Linked DNA regions of Homo sapiens: region 2 is linked to region 1. Evidence: read pairs that join two places in POLR2A ChIA-PET (ENCODE). Cell type or tissue: PC-9. All regions are shown on one strand. Links, peaks and the distances in the headings refer to the core of each region. The heading gives the core; the rest is flanking DNA.

Region 1 (10,169 bases), core at 3,966-6,465:
TCCCAAGTAGCTGGGACTACAGGCACCCGCCACCATGCCCAGCTAATTTTTGTGTATTTTTTAGTAGAGACAGGGTTTCACCGTGTTAGCCAGGATGGTCTCAATCTCCTGACCTCGTGATCCGCCCGCCTCGGCCTCCCAAAGTGCTGGGATTACAGGCATGAGCCACTGTGCCCGGCCAGCTTAAGCCATATCTTTTAACTGGATCTTCTGCTTAGGGTCTCACAAGGCTGCCATTAAGGTATTGGCTGGGCTGCATTCTCATTTGGAGACTCAAATGGGGGAAACCTGCTCCTAAGCTTTTTCAGGTGTTTGGCAGAATTCATTTCCTTGTGTTGTAAGAGTGAAAGACCCAGCTTTGGCTGGTTGTCAGCATGCTCAGCTTCTGCCCAGATTCAAGGGAATGGGCTATAGATCTCACCTTTCATGGAAGGCGTATCCATCATGTTACAGGAAAAGCATATGGGAGTGGGAATCTACTGGTTTAGTTACCTCTGGAAAAGACAATCAGTCACCGTTTGCCGTTTGGCCACAACAATTCACATCACTCCCACATGCAAAATACATTTATTTCCTCTCCCTCCATCTTTGATTTGTCTACCAAGATATGGTTCAAGGGAGTGCTGCTATAAGTTAAGAGTCAAGTGGAAAACTTTTACTACTACAATCTGGGAGAAAATATTTCAAAAAGAGGATTTTTCACCTGAGTTGAATTCAGTTAGTGCTATATAGGAAGGAGTTTGTTAAATGAGTGATATTCACTTTAATACCATTGTTTGTAAGGTCTGGTATTGCTCTCTGCTTTATTTGTGTCTGTTTTATCTCCCTGACAAGACTATACACTTTTTGAAAATAGAGACACTGTATTTTGTGTCTTCTGTACTCCTTGAGTAGTGCTAGTCCCAAGGGAGAGACTCAGCTCATTCCTACAAAATACATGAATTCCTCAATTCCCTGAGGCCCCAGTGTATAAATTACTGCCAATCCTTGGAAAAGTCTAACTTGAAAAGGCCTCTATTTACCAAGTCCATGAATCACAACAGCCCTGTACATCAAGAAATGCAGTGTGATTTTTGAGGTGTCTGTATGTCCAGTGAAATTTCTTCCTTTTGGAATGTCTCCACAAGGAGTAGAAGGAAAAAAGACAAACATAACAAGGAATTTGACTGTGCTCACACAACATTTGGATAGCTGAGGGGAAGGTTTAGTCTTGCAAAATGTCTTCAAGGGCCTCCTTCCTCCCATCCCACCCCATCCCCAGTGGAGATAATTTGTAGTTTGAGGCGTTGAGCTGGTGAGGTGACTTAAAGAACAATTCCATTTCTTCATTGTATAGAAACATCTTAAAAGAGATGTTCAGAGTCTTAGATATTGTTAAAGAAGATTTCAAATAAAAGCTAACCAACCCTGAGCAGAGCTTTGATGAAAAAATTTTCCCAGCTGCCTTAGTGGCTTATGCCTGTAATCCCAGCACTTTAGGAGGCTGAGACAGGAGGATTGCTTGAACCCAGGAGTTTGATATAAGCCTGGGCAACATGGCAAAACCCCATTTTTGTACCAAAAATACAAAAATTAACAAGGTGTGGTAGTGTGCATCTATAGTCCCAGCTACTCAGGAGGCTGAGGTGGGAGGATCACTTGAGCCCAGGAGGTCAAGGCTGCAGTGAGCCAAGGTAGCACCGCTGCACTCCATCCAGCCTGGGTGACGGAGCAAGATCTTGTCTCAAAAAAAAGTTTTTTTCCTCAATGCATCCTACCTTCTCACTTGTGTTATTTTTTTAAAACTCACCTCTCCCCAGAGTCACCTCTTCCCAGACTATTACAAAATACCCTTCTGGCTGGACACAGTGGCTCACACCTGTAATCCCAGAATTTCGGAATTTCGAGGTGGGAGGATTGCTTGAGGCCAGGAGCCTGGCCAACATAGTGAGATCCTGTCTCTACAAAGAAAAAAAAATGAAGTTAGCCAGGCTTGGTGGTGCACACCTGTGGTCCTAGCTACTCCTGAGGCTGAGACAAGAGGATTGCTTCATCCCAGGAGTTAAAGGCTGCAGTGAGCTATGATTGCACCACTGCACGCCAGCTGGGGCAACAGAGTAAGATTCCATCTCTAAAACAAAAACCAAAACAATCAAAACACTCTCCTGTATTTAACCATAAGTTCTCTTCTTTCTTTCTCTTAAATACGTACAATCTACTTGAATTTTATTCAGGTGAAAGTGGGAATGACTGCAAATTGCCCAAAGCTAGATTCTCAAACTCAAAAGTGTCTAAGAATCATCTAGGCAGCTTGGTAAAAATCACAGGTCCCTGGCCCTACCCCAAACCCCTGAAGGAGAATGTGTGCATGAAGGAGCTGAGGAATATGTGTTTGTTGTTGTTGTTGTTGTTTTTGAGATGGAGTCTCGCTCTGTCGCCCAGGCTGGAGTGCAGTGGCACGATATCGGCTCACTGCAACCTCCGCCTCCTTGGTTCAAGTGATTCTCCTGCCTCAGCCCCCCAAGTAGCTTGGATTACAGGTGCGTGCCACCACATTCAGATAATTTTTGTATTTTTAGTAGAAACAGGGTTTCACCATGTTGGCCAGGCTGGTTTCAAACTCCTGACCTCAAATGATCTGCCTGCCTTGGCCTCCCAAAGTGCAGGGATTACAGGCGTGAGCCACAGCACCCAACGAGGAAAATGTGTTTTTAATGAACACTGATCTAGAGGTGGTCTTGTTCTCTGTGTTTTCTCAGGGTCACCACTAAGTCTGAGGGGAGCAGCTTCCAATGCTCGCATAGCTAATTTTCTTTTCCCTCCTCCACACCCCAAGTTTGCCTATGAGAAGAACAGAAAACAAAGGGTAGAACTAATTGACAAAGATCCTTCCTGCTCTAACATCTATGATTCTTTTAATTATATCTGCCCACAATTCCCAGATGTTCATAGTCTCCCCAAAAGAAGGGATTTTTCTCTTGAAACCAAGCTAGACAGCTACAAATATGTTCTAAATTTCACAGGCCCTGTTCCCTATGGAAACACTTATGATTAAACCCAATTCCCAATTCAAATTAAAATTTAGCATTAGAGATTGAAATGAAAACTAAAGAGGATGATCTCAAAGTTGCTAATTTTTCTTCCCTCCCAGGGTCCTTAACACCATTGCAGTTTTGCTAATAACATAAGGATGTAGTAGCATCCTTTGCTAATAACATCATCTTGCATCCTGGATAATCTTGGCCCTATAAGCATCCGGGGGATAAAAACACTTTTCACTGCCCCTGTGGTCAATAGCTTCTGTGCTGTCCACTATAGACCCATGATTATAGCTCCTGGACAATCTCATTGACAGCACTGACCTCAATGGATCTGACTGTTTCCTATTAGTCCTGTGGTACAACAGCTCATTCATTCATTCATTGTGCCAACTATTCAAAGGATGATGAGGGAAGGCTGGAATAGCAGATATGTCTCTGTTCTTCAGGAGTTCACGAGTTCTCTATCCATAAGGATAGGGGGCATGGTTGGGGACCCACTCCTTTCATCATGGGTAAAGATTGGGGACAAACGAGAAAAGAAAACCAGGTTCAAGAAATTCATTAACTGTTTCCATTTATTATATGGATCATTACTACTAAAATAGACTTAGAGCATCAATCCTATCATTTTGCAGATGATGAAACTGAGACTCAGAGAGATGGAGTAATTTGCCCAATATTACACAGCACGTATCTGCAGCCTCCTAATTCAGGACTCCTTCTGCTATAGCAACAGGCTAAGAGAAGCCAATAATTGGCTTATATTTGCCAGCTGTTTTCATCAAAATCTTCCTGGTTACCCAAAGGGAAAAATGGCTTTCTACATTTTGTGGTAGGTCATTCTAGAAAAGAAAGATGCTAATCATCACCAACCATAAAACAAGAAAGTAATAAGCCTTCCAGATTATCTCTTCCAACCATTCTCCTATAGATCTGGACCATGAGGCCTAGAGGGCTGGAGCTTCAGCTCTCAAGGCTATGTGGGAGAGGCAGAGAGATTGGAATCCAGAATCCCAATCCCTGGCAAATGACCACTACCACACTGCTGCATCTCTGAAAAATATATCTTGGTGTTGACCCAAAATATATTTAAAAGCTTTGTCACATTTTTTTAAATGTCTATATGTGTACGCCAATGATTGCACAATCAATGCTGTGCTTTGATCTGTCACACTTTGGTCCTTAGTGCTGGTACATATCTCAATGGTGACAGGAGTGACATTCAAGGAAAAATGACTCAAAGATGCTTTAAAGTTTCCTAAGAAGATGCTCTATATATGAATCCCTTTAGCATTATTTCAGAACTCAAGAACCTTTAGCAGATTTCATATTTAATATAATGTCACCACTAGTTCAAAATCTATATATAATAAGATAGAAAAGGGCACCACTGGTGCTGAAAATGTCACGTTGAAGAGAACAACGAAGAACACACAATCATCTACAGCCTTCTCACTCAGCGCTGTCAGGAACCAACAGCACTGGCACCACCAGGAGCTTGTTGGAAATGCAAAATCTTGGGTTCACCCCAGACCTGCTGAATCAAATCTTTATTTTCACAAGATCCCTGGGGACTTGCATGCAGGTAAGATTTGAGAAGCACAGGTCTAAGGTATTTCTCTATCAATGAACAGAGCAATGGGTAGAGCAGAGGAGAGGCCCAGAAACTCAGAGTTCTGGTGTTCCTTGCATGGCCGTTGAAAACTGTCCCTAACCTCTCTGGGTAGCAGCTTCCTCAAGTATAAACTGAGGCTCTGGTTGAAAAGGCTGTTGTCATAAGCTGCTGACACAGAGCTTTTTTCAGTCCCAATTGTGTAGGACAGCTTGTGTGATGAGAATTGAATGACATGCATATCACACATTTGGTATGCTCAATGAATGCTATTAATAAAATTGTGAATCACAAATGTTACTCCCATTTCCTTCCCAGCTCAGGGAAGAAACGGTATGCATGACATGATGCATTGAATGGGGCAGCCTACATCTACTTTGCCTCCTGAGAATATCCTGAGCATCAGGCCAGTGTTGGCTTCGCCAGGAATCCTAACTCAGGTCTTGAAAGCAAGATTGTTGCTGTTAAAAAGGTGACATGGGATTTTTCTGTTTCCTCATTACATTGCTTTAGTTTCTCCCTGCCTGAAGCTTCTTTAATCTGTAGGCTGTGGGCACCACCTTTAAAGTTTTGACTCACATTATCTATCCCAAAGTAAATAATGACTAAAGTGGTGGCAAAGTCAACACATTCTTTGAAAGACAATGAATCTGGGTGTTGAATGAAATCAGATGCCAGGAATATATACATTGTTGTTACAACGCTATTACACAACAGGCCTTAGAAGAATTCCTTTTCTCCAGGTAAAAACTACCCCCGTACCAGTTACTCTGGGTGAAGAAAGGCGTCTATGTTTGGCAAGGACTAAGGAATATTTGACTTCATGAATCAATAACTATTCTCAAAGCTGCTATTGACCTCTGATCTGCAAATCTGTCAGCAAAGAGAGATTATGGTAACTATACTGCTAGTAAAATGCAAACCTGTTGGTTAAACATTTGCTGAAAGCCCTGCTAGTGACCCCTGTTAAAGTGAACCAAATTTGGCCACGTGTTCTTGCAATGTTCTGGAACATCAGAGAAAAATAACTGCCTGACCCAACACAGCTTAGCTCCTAGAGAGCTAAGAGATTTCTCTGGGCCAGAAGCGTTGGCAGGGATCATTCCTTTCTCAGTCTCTCTCTTCTACCACTGGGCCCGAGTTAGTGGGATCTGTTAGGAGGTTTTTGAATAATAATGACTGTTCTCAATCCTTCTGAAGATTCTCAAAATTAATTTCTTCTCAAGAGTGCTTCTACCCCACACAAAGAAAAGGTGCAAGAATGTTTTTTCTTATTCCTTCATCTCCCTCAATGCCTATCATAGTGTTTGGCACACAATAGGTCTTAAATACTTTAAAAATGAACAAAGTGTTCTTTCCACTGTGCTCCACCTATACATTGTACAACCATCTACTTGAACACTTACCATGCTGAATTTCGTGGTTTATTTATATGGCTATTTCACTTTTTTATTTTTATTTTTTGAAATAGATTCTTGCTCTGTCACCCACACTGGAGTGCAGTGGCACGATTATAGATCACTGTAATTGCAAACTCCTGGGCTTAAGTGATCCTCCCACCTCAGCCTCCCAAAGTGTTGGGATTACAGGTATGAGCCACCATGTCCAGCCAGCTATTAACCTTTCTGTGTTATGTCTTTCAAAAGAAAGATTCTTTGTCCTATTCATCATTGTTTCTCCATCACTTGTTACAGAACCCAAGGGTTATGGGCTTGGTTCATCCTTTCTGAGGAAGTGGGGTAGCAGATGATAGCAAGATAACCCTCGTTTGTAAATACCTTAGTGATGGACTTAACAATCTCTTCTTTAAAAATATAAGTGCAATAAGACCTTGACTAAAAGAGTAAGGTTCAGAATTTCCTCATAAAAGGTTCAGCTACACGTTAAAAGGAGAATTGGATTCCAAAGTTTAAAGTGATTCTATGAAAGCCTTTATTAATATTTTCTGTGTTCACTGAAGGAAAATGAGCAGCTGAGAGCATACTAAATAAGAAGATACCAATGATGCATTACACATCTTTAATTAGTACTAATGCGTGCTATGTAATTAATCCAATTTAGCATCCCTTCTCCACTAGAAACATCTCTCTTCCCTGCAGTCTCCACAGAATGGTATAAATGTGTCCTGATTTACTGCAAATAAGGTGCTTTCACTTCCTCACAGTGGTTCCCTGTCATGCAAATGCTCTCCACTTTCTGTTCTTGTGAGCTGGGGCTGGTCCCCTGGGTAACCTACAGAAGACCCAGACGATTTGGGGTAACTTTGGTTTCCTCTAGTTGGCCTAGCTCAGAAGACATTTCTCAAGTTCCTTTTCCAAGATTACGCAGATTCGACTCCATCCCTGCTAACTTAAAAGTCCAACTACAGAGGCCACCCGTTCCCCACTCGTATCTCAGCTCCTACCTCGTAACAGACACCAGAGTACGCTCCAACTTCTGGCCTCATTTTCCTTCAATATAATTAGCCGCACATAAATGCCCTTCTTTATTTTCTACCACTAGTTCCCATTCTGAGAGTTGTAAATCATCTCAGCTCGAATTGCCCCTCTTTCGTAATATTTCAAGTTGGGCTATTAACCAACCACCATCCCTTATTCTCTAAAACCCAGGCAATATAACATGACAGTTGATGATATAGCGAATTGCTCGTTTGACCAGGGACTTGAGATAATACAGTATACAAAGTTGAGCAGTGACTATCTTTTTGATATAGTAGCTTAAAAAATCACTTCCATGCTTCAGAATGCAAAGCAATGTGCATATTGCATTACATACTCTGCTAAGTCAAAAAAGAAGATGAGATTCCCTTTTCCACCCCAAAATGTATTCAGGAAGGATAAGAAAAGAACAAAAATGACTATAGAAGAAGACAATAGCAGAGTCTAGATCAAGGACTAAAACTGGCTATAATCAATCTCACAAGAAACAAAAACGAATGTATGTTCATTGTTTCTTAGGAGCATGACCTTTTGGAGAAAAGTCTGGAAATCTGACCTTTGGCAGAAAAGATGAAAAACTGATCTAACACCATTTTTCTTTGAGAAAAGCTCTTCTCTACACTATATCTGAAGAGCAAAACTTGAACTCATCTATGTCAGGGCCAGGGCTGTGACTAGCCATATAATATTTCTGTGGGAATTTTTTTTTTTTAATTGCTTTCTTTCCTCCAGCCAGATGCAACCCCTCACCAGGCACGTGGCCTGCTAAATTGAATACAAGCCACATTTTAGCCCCTTTATCCCCTCAGCCAAAAACCTTTGAGCAGTGACTAAACTGCACCATCTTTCATAACAACCCTCATTAACACCCTACTCAAATTCTTTCAATGGTTTGTTACTGCTCTCAAGGTAAAATTCAGGTTTCATATTGCAGCCCCAATCTCACTCTCCTCTCTTCTGGAACTGTGATAGACAAATGTGAGACTTTTTAATTCTGTCTTTTGTATCTTGTTATGCCCCTTTTATATTTTTCATCTCATGTGCTGCATTCTGCATAATTTCTCCAGCCCTGTCTTCCAGTTCATTAATTCTCTCATTAACCATGCCTAATGCTTAATATACCCACTAAGTTTTAAATTTCAATCACTTAATTTTTTGTCTCTGTAAATTCAAATTTTAAAATCTGCTGTATCATTTTTATTATTTTCTATACCCTGAAAATATTTTCCAGCTTGTCTATTTGTTTGTTTATCTGTTTCTGAAGTAGTAGGCTTAGTATTGTAAGAAATCCTTTTTTTCTTTTTTCCTTTGAGACAGGATCTTGCTCTGTCGCTCAGGCTGGAGTGCAGTGGCATGAACACAACTCACTGCAGCCTCAACCTCCCTGGACTCAAGTGATCCTCCCACCTCAGCCTCCTGAGTAGCTGGGACTACAGGGGAGCAGCTAATTTTTTAGTGTTTTATAGAGAGAGGGTTTCACCAATGTTGCCCAGGCTGGTATCAAACTTCTGGGCTCAAGCAATCCACTCGCCTTGGACTTCCAAAGTGCTGGAATTACAGGTATGAGTCACCATGGCTGGCCTTAGGTAATTTCAATATCTAAAATTTTGTGGGTCTGTTCTGCTGTGGGTTGTTTGTTTTTCTTTTTAGTGTTTATTCATTCATTAATTTATTACTGTGAGCTATGCATTTTCCTTAGAAAATTATTTGAGGGAATTGCTTGAGGCCTCAGATGAAGGTGGGGTTCTCTGATATTTACATTTGCTTCTGTCAGGTTCCTGAAACTATTACCAGTCTGGAACAATTCTAAAATGAGTTTATAGCTTGAGGTTTTCTGGACTGCCTGGGTGATGTGAATTTGGGCTGCAAACCCATGAGAAGACTTGTTTTCCATTATAGTGTCCTTGGGCCAGAGGATTGATTCCTCCTGATGTGCTCAGGTCCAAGAAGACTTTCCTGGAAGGCAAGGCTATTTCTGGTTCATCATTAAACATGAAAGGTATAGTCCTTTAGGGCCTCAAGGTTGTGTGTGGAAGATCTTACATTAGATTATTTGCTTGAGCAAGCCCTGGGCTTTGTTTTTTGTGCTCCTTCATCCAAGGGACCTTGACAACTGAAGTCCAATTTCAGAAAGCACTCTCCATGTTCTATATATTTTGGAGGGTTTCTCCCTTTATGTAGATTTTTTTTTATTTTCATAATTGAGATTTTATTGGTTGAGGATCAGTACAGACATTTCAATTTGTACACAATTCTTAACATATGTAATGAAATTCTAAAAAGCCATGTATTGTAATTAATTCTTTTTTAAAGTTATTCCAGTGACTTTCCAGCTTAAAATTTGGAAGCAAATTTTCCTTAAGAGGCTATCAAGTACTGGTATCTTCACACGTTGGTCAGCTGTTACATACAGCCCACCTGAATAGCACATACGGCCACAACTGAATAGCACGTACACTGCATATTCATATTTGTAATCTTTCACAGCACAGTAACAATGTTATTAGGAAAACAGGACTACCAAAACCAAAGATGTTACAGAGTGCACACAATTCTGACAGGGAGAGCCATGATCAGAGTGGTTTTCTTTAGGAAACAATTCTACTAAAAAACAACATGGGAATAGAAGTAATTTAAAATGTTCAAGACATTAAACACAGGACTGACTCCATATTGCCATTTAATATGCTTTGTATTATAGGATATAAAAACTAACCCCCCATCTATGGAATATTAAGCTGACACCCGAGATAGTCAGAGCCTCCCGTAATTCAATATCCCACACTATTTTCTGGTTGTACCAAAAAAGAAACAGCCAGCAAATGATTTCACCTCTTAAAAAAAAGCATTTACATTTAAAAAAAAGGGATGAGGTGGGATTCCTTCCTTCTTAAAAATGTTTCAGCCGGGCGCGGTGGCTCACGCCTGTAATCCCAGCACTCTGGGAGGCCGAGGCAGGCGGATCACCTGAGGTCCGGAGTTCGAGACCAGCCTGACCAACATGGAGAAATCCCGTCTCTACTAAAAATACAAAATTAGCTGGGCATGGTGGTGCATGCCTGTAATCCCAGCTACTCTGGAGGCTGAGGCCGGAGAATG
Region 2 (10,169 bases), core at 3,761-6,260, 110 kb after region 1:
GCTCTCTTCAGAACCCATGAAACCTCTCTGGCTGCCTTGACGTCAGCCAGATTGGACTGCCCAAATAGAAAGGCAGAAATCCCTGTCGAGGCCAGACAGCAAGGATGGAGAGAGGCAGGGGGTGAAATGAAACACACCAGGAGGAGTAAAGACAAGGCCTTCTGATGTCAGCCAAGAGCAGGTGTGGATTAGGCAGTCCTAAGTTTGAGTCCTGGTTCTGCTATTCATTGGCCAATTGTATTCTCCCTCCCTCTACGATGAGGTTAATTACAGTTACCTCACTGGGATTTGTGAGGATGGAATGAGGTAACAAAACATAAAATACTATCAGTACAATGCCCAGCTCATAATGAGTATGCAGCAAATGTTCACCCTTTAAAAAATGCCACGGCCGGGCGTGGTGGCTCGCGCCTGTAATCCCAGCACGTTGGGAGGCTGAGGCGGGCGGATCACGAGGTCAGGAGATCGAGACCATCCTGGCTAACACAGTGAAACCCCGTCTCTACTAAAAATACAAAAAAATTAGCCAGGCGTGGTGGCGGGAGCCTGTAGTCCCAGCTACTCGGGAGGTTGAGGCAGGAGAATGGCATGAACCTGGGAGGCGGAGCTTGCGGTGAGCCGAGATCACGCCACTGCACTCCAACCTGGGTGACAGAGCAAGACTCCATCTCAAAAAAAAGAAAAAAAGTCCCTTTCTACCTTCAAATTCAGGAAAATTTTCTTTAGTCCAACAGATGTAATCCCCCCCTCACTCCCCCATCCCCACTGGTATCTTTATGTACTCAGGTGACTATTACCATATTCTGCTTGGACTGTTTTTATACATTGCAGATAATTTGAAGATATGGACTTAGGTAGGTTTTTAGATTTATAATAATTAAGTGATGTTTTTCTATCAAGTGATGAAAGTTTCAACAGATATTTGTTAAAATTTAATTTAGCCAAAGGAAGACATGCCATTTCAGCAATGTGATCTAAGTAAAAGTGTCTTCTCTTTTTTTTGGTGGGGAGAACAGAGTGTAGAATGATATTAGTAAGATAGAGAATTGATGACCAAACCATAACTGCTAGCATTTTAGTAGAGGACACAACAGAGAAAGGATTCTCACGTGTGTTATTAGGATCTTGGATGAGAGTGGGCTGTTATTTTAACTTTGGCCCCTGTTGGAGCAAATTACTCTTTGGGGGCCCGGTTTTCCTCAGGAACTACCTACAGAATTCAGTGAGATAGATTTTAGAACCCTTCTGAATGCTGCTGGTTTGGAGATTCTGTCTGTAGCAAGTTTTGTTCAGTTGTTAATCTTTCTTTCTTTTCTTTCATTCTTTTTTTTTTTGACAGGGTCTCTCTATCACCCAGGCTGGAGCAGTGGTGTGGCCCTGGCTCACTGCAGGCTCAAGCGCTCCTTCCACTTCAACTGCCCAAGTAGTTAGAACCACAGGCGAGTTCCACTACAGCTGGCTAATTAACAAAAATTTTTTTTGTAGAGATGAGGTCTCACTGTGTTGCCCAGGCTGGTCTCAAACTCCTGGGCTCAAGTCATCATCCTGTGTTGGCTTTCGAAAGTGCTGGGATTGCAGGCATGAGCCACCACACCTGGCCAACTATATGTTTTCTATGTTTATTATATTTTCTGATTTGTAATGTATTTTAAAATTATCCCAATAATATATGAATGCAATCTTGAAAAATACTCAGCATAGCCTTTAGGCTAAAAAGTGGAGGTCTGCCATTTCTCTGCCTTGCCCCATTCCCTTCCCATGTCTTATTTTCCCTGTTACCAGGTTGGTGTGAAGCCTTTGAGACCTTTTTCTCTGCACACCCATATATGTGTTTTTTCTATGTTTTTATAGTATTGTTTCATTTAAAAAATAAACTAGGTTTTTGAACTTGAGAAATTTCAACTCGTTCTGCTCAGAGCTTTGTTTTATTAAAATCAGTGCCTGGGAGTTGCTCAAGTCTTTGGGCTGTGTCGCCCTCTAGTGGTAGCCCTTTGGCTTACAGCTGCCATTCAGCCCTAGGGCTGGGGTGGAAGTGATGGTTTTGTGCCCACAACCTGATGGCAGGGTTGGCAGTGTTTAGTTGCTGACAAGTGTCTAAAACTCAATCTAGGCCGGGTGCTGTGGCTCACGCCTGTAATCCCAGCACTTTGGGAGGCCAAGGCGGGTGGATCACCTGAGGTCAGGAGTTCGAGACCAGTCTGGCCAACACGGTGAAACCCCGTCTCTACTAAAAATACAAAAATTAGCCGGGTGTGGTGGCGGGCGCCTGTAATTCCAGCTACTCAGGAGGCTGAGGCAGGAGAATAGCTTGAACCCAGGAGGAGGTTCCAGTGAGCCGAAATTGCGCCATTGCACTCCAGCCTGGGCAACAAGAGCAAAATTCTGTCTAAAATAAAATAAAATAAAATAAAATATAAAAGTCTAGTGAGCCCTGGAGTGGTGTTTGCCTTGCTACCTCCAACTTGCCCTTTTTAAGAGACTTAAAATTTGTGGTAACTTTTCACATGATGTGTATTTAGATACTGCTGAGTTAATGAGGCTGCTATACCTGGCTGATTTATTGTTTGCTTTCAAAGCAGTTGTCAAGTGGTGTCCACCCATCCCACTGATGGATTTTTTTTCTTTTTTCTTTTTCTTTTTTTTTTGAGACAGAGTCTTGCTCTGTTGCCCAGACTGGAGTGCAATGGCATGATCTCGGCTCACTGCAGTGTCTGCCTCCCAAGTTCAAGCAATTCTCCTGCCTCAGCCCCCTGAGTAGGGATTACAGGTGTGTGCCACCACGCCTGGCTCATTTTTGTATTTTTAGCAGAGATGGAGTTTCACCATGATGGCCAGGCTAGTCTCGAACTCCTGACCTCAAGTGATCCACCCACTTCAGCCCCCCAGAGTGCTGGGATTACAGGTGTGAGCCACTGCACCTGGCCCCACTGACTGTTTATATCTGTTATACTGTTCTTGCCTCTGTGCCTTTTGGGTTCCCTGTCATGGCAGCATCCTTACATCCTCCACCACCTCTGAATGTTCCCGCACCTTCTCTTTCTAATGGAAGCCTGGCTGGCCCTTGAAGACACCGCCAACCCTGCTGGTCTCTTCACAGAGTATCCACCCAGCAACCTGGCCTGTCCATTCTTGACTTCTTCTGGTCCAGCTGCCTTTCTGTACCTCATTTTAGTGACCCTTTTTAGATCTCGTCCAGGTTAGCCTCTAGAACCCTGATCTCAGGCACCCCACTCTGCGATCTTCCGTTCCCAGCCTTCCCACTTGAAATCGTCTTGGAAATCCCGGGCTTTGCCAATCTGTGGACCCACCACCTTTTCACCCCCTTTCCGGTGCCCTCAGGGGACTTTGCTGTAGCCTGAACCTCATGGTCCCTTCCTGTAAACAGCCAAACTGCTTTGTACTCCCTGAGGAGACCCCCGCCCCGGTTGGACACCCCACCCTGGTTAAACCCACTTTCACAATTATTCCAAAACTGCCAACTGGACTTGCATCTCTTCAGATCGGCTGTCATCACTCATTGTATCAGGAATCTTATTACACTTTTGCAGCAGTTTCATCGGTTCAGAGAAAACTCTTTCATACCTTCTGCTCATCAGTTCTCCACACCTCCCATCATTCTCCTAGCTGATGACTTTGCTGCTTGTCTCATTGAGGAAAGAAGCCGTTCAGTCAGTGAGACCCCCTGTCTCGCCTCCACCTTTCCACCTGCTGCCGCGGAGGCTTCCCCAGCTCCTGTCTCACTCAGGCCCCTTGCCACTCTCAAGGCATCTTCTTCCTGCTTCCCAAGGATGTCACTCCTGCAGTTAACCCTTTTTCCTCCTGCATTATTCGTTTCTTCCTTTCTTCCGCATCCTTCCAAATAGCGTAAAAACAGGCCTTATGACGTTTCTCTTTAAAAATGTCCTTACCAGTGCCACGTCCCTCTTGGCCACTGCCCCTGTTGTGCCTCACTCCGTAGAAAGAAGTGACCTGTAGAGACTATATCCTGCCCTCTCCAGCGCCTGCCTTCCGATTGCCCCTTCCAGTCTAGTAACTGTGTCCATTCCTTCTCCAATGACCGGGTGACAAGCTGTCCCTTCTGAGAGTGCCAGAGGGTGTTCCCCGGGTGGGAGGCCGGATGTCAGTGCCAGCTGTGCTGTCCTGGGTGAGCCTGTGAGGGACCACATCTGGTCAGACTCGTGCATGGCCTGCCCTCATCTTCCTCCGCCTGCGGTGCCTTTGAGAGCATTGACTCCACTAAGCCCGATTTCTGTGTGGCATGTTGTCTGTTCCTCCCCGGCCTCCTCGATGGCTCCTCCTTGGTCTCCCTCTGGCTACTCCTCTGCTTCTCCGCCTCCAAGTGCTGCTCCAAGTGCCTTCTGTGCTCTGTCTCCATCCATCCCAAACCTTCCAACACTCTCTGTAAGTGGAATCTCACCTTGAGGCTGCCAGCCCAGCCTCCTCACCTCTGTGCTCCATCTTTAGAGAGTCACCTCTCTGTCTGGCATTCCCACTTGAGGACCAAGATGATTCTCAACCTTAACGTGGCCCACATGGAGCCGCTGCTCTTCCTGCCCAGATCTGCCTTCACCACCACATCCTGCCCACTGTCACTAAACGGCACCAGCTCTTACCTGGTTTCTCAGTAAAAAAACAAGTTTATCATCTTCCCTCACATACTTTATTCAATAATAATCACTAACATTTATTGAGTGCTTCCTATGTGCCTGACACCATTCTAAGCATTTGAAGAAGAGTGTATTAACCTGCATGAGGAAGGCTATTAAAACCTATGTAATTAATTAATTAATGGATGGATGTGTGGATGAATGAATGGCAGGGTCTTACACTGTCACCCAAGCTGGAGTGCAGTGGTCCAATCATAGCTCACTGCAGCGTCAGACTCCTGGGTTCAGGCAGTCCTCCCACCTCACCCTTTTGAGTAGCTGGGACTACAGGTGCTTGCCACCAGCTAATTTATTAAAAAACATTTTGAGAGATGGGGTTTCATGATGTTGCCAAAGCTGGTCTCGAACTCATGGCCTCAAGCGATCCTCCCACTTTGACTTATAGATTGTGGGGATTAGAGGTGTGAGGCATCGCGCCTGGCCTGTAATAACCTATTTGTGAATGAGAAAGGTCAGGCACAGAGAAGTTAAATAATTTGCTCACAGAAATTTCCTGTGTTGCAGCTGAGATTTAAATCCAAGCAATGTGTTTCTAAGCCTGGGCTCTTAACTGTAACACTGTCCTCTTCCCCCCACCAGGAGGGTGTGTGTGTGTGTGTGTGTGTGTGTGTGTTTCTGAATCTGACCAGTTGAGGCAGGCTTTCATGTCATTCTCTCTGGCCACCCCCTTCTTTGTTCACCTCCAGTCTTTGGAATAGTCAGAGCGATGTGTTCATGGTAGAAATGAAATCACATCAGGTCCTCAGTGGCCCATCACATTTAGAACTAAAGCTCACTCTTGCCTCATGCCTCTGAGCCCTTATATGATCTCGAGTCACCACCCCACTGCCAGCCTCTCCACTCTCTTCTCTGTGCCTCATGCAGCCCAGGAAATATAATTTGGACCGCAAATGCCAGCCACCTATGTACGGTAACTTTTCTAGTAGTCACATTAAAAAGAAAACAGGTGAAATGAATTTTAATGCATTTTAGTTAACTCATGATATCAAAAATATTTCAACATGTAATCAGTATTCACACAAAGATTAATCAAGTATTTAACAGTCTTTTCTTTTGATCCGGGGTCTTGGAAGTTTGACCTACCACCTCTCAATTTAGCCAGCCACATCTCCAGTACTTGGCAGCTGTTTGTGGCTACCTCATGGACAGGGCAGGTCCCGCCACCCGGGCATCCGTCTGCCTGGCGCACGCACCAAACGGGTTCCAGTCTGGGGAAGTTGGCATCTGCTGTTGTTACTTTTGGTCAGAACGCCCTTCGCCTGCATCCTCACGGGGCTGACTCCCTTTAGCCTTGAAGGGGACCGTTGCTCCGAGAGGCCTGAACACTCCAGCTGCAGCTTTCTCCCCAGTCATTATTGAGATCAAATTCACATCTCTTACAATTCACCCATTTAATGGGTGATGCAATGCGGTGGCTTTTAGTATATTCACACACATGTGCAGACATCACCATAGCCAATTTTAGAAAATTTTCATCAGCTGAAAGAGAAACCTTGTATCCTTTAGCTATGACTTTGTGATTCCCTGTTCCCCTGAGCCCCTGGAGAACCCTATCTTTCTGTCTCTGTAGGTGTGCTGATTCTGAATATTTTGCATAAACGGAATCATACTAGGGGGTCTTTTGCTTGGGACCCCTTTCACGTGGCGTGTTTCCACGGCCCATCCCGTGTGATAGCATGCATCAGTACTTCATTCCTTTTTATGGCAGATAATAGCCCATTGTATGGATATACCACCTGTTTTTTTAAAAAGTCCATTCATCAATTCATGAGCATTTGGTTTGTTTCTACTTTTTGGTAGAATGATGCTGCCATGAACACTTGTGTGCAGGTTTTTGTGTGGACATAGACTTAGGAATGGAATAACCATGGAGTTACGGTAACTCTACATTTAAGCATTTGAGAAGCTGCTGGCCTGTTTTTCATCTGCACCATTTGCATTCCCACCAGCATCAAGTGGGAGCTCCAGTCTCTCCATATCCTCCCCAGCAGTCGGTTACCCTTTTCTGTTGCCTCTGTAGCACTTTCTAAACATAAAATTAGCTTATTTCTTTGCAGGTGTCTATTGCACCCCCCAGGAATGTCAGTTCCCTGCAGACTCTCACTCTGCCTTGGCACCCGCACCCCAGCACCCAGGGGTGAGGTGCCTGCCTGGGCAGCCCTGTCCTCACCTGGGGTTGACTGACCAGAGAACCCTTGCGATTCTCTCTCTGGGTTTCTGTCTGCATTCCTGTCGGGATAGGTGAGACTGGGGTGACGGCTGCTCGCGGCTTGGTCACCTTCTTCTCTGCTTACCTGTTCATGCTCTCTTGCTTTTCTCTGATAGCAAACCCCGTCTCCTGTCATCCTCCCTCCTGGCGGACCAGAGCTATACTGGCCCATAAAGGAGTGCTGGCCACACCAGGCTAGATTCCAGTTGAGCTTAAATAAAACAAATAGAAAGGTCCTCCGTGGTATTAGCCATATTGTAGGTGCTCCGTAGACACATGCGGCTAGTGGCTGCCCACAGGACGCTGCAGATGTGGACGTCCCCGTCATCACAGGACGACATTCTGTGGGCAGCGCTGTATTTGTTTACAAACACAATTCTTTGGCTGTGTGAAGGTTCAGGATGATACCTTTGCCATTATGATTCATTTATTCATTTCAGGCTGGACACGGTGGCCCACACCTGTAATCTCCACACTGGGAGGCCGAGGCGGGAAGATCGCTTGAGGCCAGGAGTTTGGGACCAGCCTGGGCAACATGGCGAAACCTCACCTTTATTTAAAAAAAAAAAAATCGGCCGGGTGCGGTGGCTCACACCTGTGATCCCAGCACTTTGGGAGGCCGAGGCAGGCGGATCACGAGGTCAGGAGATTGAGACCATCCTGGCCTAACACAGTGAAACCCCATCTCTACTAAAAAATACCAAAAATTAGCTGGGCGTGGTGGCAGGTGCTTGTAGTCCCAGCTACTCAGGAGGCTGAGGCAGGAGAATGGTGTGAACACGGGAGGCGGAGTTTGCAGTGAGCGGACATAGTGCCACTGCACTCCAGCCTGGGCCACAGAGTGAGACTCCGTCTCAAAAAAAAAAAAAAAAAAAGAATCAACATTTATTTATTTATTATTTATTTTTTTGAGACAGAGTCCTGCTTTGTCACCGAGGCTGGCACGATCTTGGCTCACTGCAAACCCCACCTCCCAGTTCAAGTGATTCTTGTGCCTCAGCCCAGTGCCACCATGCCCGGCTAATTTTTTTGTTTTGTTTTGTTTTGTTTTGCTTTGCTTTCCTTTGTTTTGTTTTGTTTGAGACAGGGTCTCACTCTGTCGCCCAGGCTGGAGTGCGATGGCACGATCTCGGCTCACTGCAACCTCCACCTCCTGGGTTCTAGTGATTCTCCTGCCTCAGCCTCCCAAGTGGCTGGGACTACAGGCTCCCGCCACTGCACCCGGCTCATTTTTGTATTTTTAGTAGAGATGGGGTTTCACCACATTGGCCAGGCTGGTCTCTAACTCCTGGCCTCAGGTGATCCACCCGCCTCGGCCTCCCAGCGTGCTCATTTATTTATTTTAGCATCCCTTCTTGTGCCTGGTTGTAAAGTTCTTCTTATCCCAGGAAACTTAATAGGTCAAAGAACCCTCCCCTTGAGGCAGTTTGGATGGGGCTGGCTGGGAATTGGTATGTCCAGCTGCCCATATCGTGGCCTCTGAGTCAATTATACAGGCATCTCGGCAACTTGAAGTTTTGAGTCCCAAAACAACAGATTCCATAGCATAAACAGTGCAACGTAAATCCTGTCCCTTGTCCCTCTTCCATTGGATACCCTTGTTTATGTTCTCTCTGGCAACTGCCTGTAGCAGGGACGGATGCTGGAAATCCTGGCGGGGCCACGTCTTCTGTGCTTTGTAGGCAGCTATGGCTGGATGGTGCTTGCTGTTTCTGTGTGTAAATGTTGGGATTTTTAAAAGCCCTTCCCCGCTTAATGCGTTGTGGTTGAGCAGCACATTTAAATGCCTGAAGTGTAAGATGAAGTCTCTTGGATGTAGAGGGCAGTGGTGGTTTTTATTTTTCCTGGTTGAACTTGGCCTTTGGATTGCTGACTGCGAGCTCACGGTACTGTTAATGATTTTCTACCTACAGTCACCTGCTGTGCTGAGCACATCAAATACAGTGCGGTTAGTTCCAAGCTATGAAGCGCCTGTCACGCATGTATAACAGGCAGACCTCATTAGGAGGGGGCCTTGCATAGGGGTCACATTTTCCAGCATTTGTTTTCAAAATGGAAATCCAGATCACGCATTTGAGATTAAAATAAAAAAAGCGGCCTGTGCTTTATCATTTTCTTTAACTTACATGCCTGCTGGTCCAGCCCAGATTGCTGATAGAGGAAGCCCTGAGAAAGTTGCCCAGCCAGTTGCCCGTGCTTCAAGACACAAAGGGCTGACTGAGGCATCCGTGCCTACCCTTGGCTGCTGCTGCTCAGCCTGCTTGCATCTCGTCTGTTTTCAGTTATCAGTGGTGTGAGAAAAACACAACGGTGGATTCAGAAGGAGAAACCAAGTCATCTGCATTTGGCCTCAGTGTGTGGACTGTCCTGAAATTTGAGTACAGATGTGTTCATGTCCTGGGATTAGATAAAAAGAGAGGAAACACACAGTGAATTCTTATGGTCTGTCATTTCAGTTGGCCATCTTCTGCCCCTCTGTTCTGGAAGCTTCTCCACTAAAATAGAGCACCCAACTTGGTTTTCTACTTGCTTTCTGGCCCATCTTGAGTTGGAGGAATCATGTGTTTCAGAACTCTTGCTGGTGGTGGGTGGGAGATCAACAAATGATTTCATTAAGCTGTGTGTTCTTAATAAACTTTGGGAAGATTTGTCGCAGAGAAACTCAGATAGGGACCTTGTGATCTCAGCAGTCATGGGTTTATCTTGTCCACACGCGTGGCTTCATTGGGATTTGGTTGGTTGCGATCCAGCAGAACTGTGGCGGTGTTGGGCTCTGTTGGGGTTTGGTTGTGAGCGGAACTGTGGTGTTGGGCTCTGTTGGGGTTTGGTTGACTGTGATCTAGTGGAACTGTGGTGGTGTTGGGCTCTGTTGGGGTTTGGTTGACTGTGATCTAGTGGAACTGTGGCTGTGTTGGGCTCTGGAGTTTGGTTGTGATCTAGTGGAACTGTGGCGGTGTTGGGCTCTGTTGGGGTTTGGTTGACTGTGATCTAGTGGAACTGTGGCGGTGTTGGGCTCTGTTGGGGTTTGGTTGACTGTGATCTAGTTGAACTGTGGCTATGTTGGGCTCTGTTGGAATATGGCTGTGATCTAGTGGAACTGTGGCGGTGTTGGGCTCTGTTGGGGTTTGGTTGACTGTGATCTAGCGGAACTGTGGCTGTGTTGGGCTCTGTTGGAATTTGGCTGTGATCTAGCGGAACTGTGGCGGTGTTGGGCTCTGTTGGGGTTTGGTTGACTGTGATCTAGTGGAACTGTGGCTGTGTTGGGCTCTGGAGTTTGGTTGTGATCTAGTGGA

What was found. ChIA-PET counts read pairs that join two places held together with the same protein. Peaks named below come from ENCODE experiments on the same cell type or tissue, not always from the same donor. Only the 100,000 strongest peaks of a DNase experiment are listed, where the experiment ranks them.
Region 2: POLR2A ChIA-PET joins it to region 1 with 8 read pairs; 2 of 35 experiments call an interaction of 5 or more read pairs at or near these places.

What each region holds. Positions count from the first base shown.
Region 1 is chr18:58,008,405-58,018,573 of GRCh38, forward strand. It overlaps the pseudogene HMGN1P30. Among named protein-coding and RNA genes, the nearest start is that of NEDD4L, 31 kb to the right of the region's middle. RefSeq lists an enhancer at 6,861-7,090. In PC-9, for the core only: no CTCF peak of the experiment used is centred there; a DNase peak (open chromatin) is centred at 5,267; H3K4me3 peaks cover 273 bases; H3K27ac peaks cover 1,903 bases.
Region 2 is chr18:58,120,109-58,130,277 of GRCh38, forward strand. The region is part of intron 1 of NEDD4L (NEDD4 like E3 ubiquitin protein ligase); the gene reads left to right. Among named protein-coding and RNA genes, the nearest start is that of NEDD4L, 81 kb to the left of the region's middle. RefSeq lists an enhancer at 5,831-6,330. In PC-9, for the core only: no CTCF peak of the experiment used is centred there; no DNase peak of the experiment used is centred there.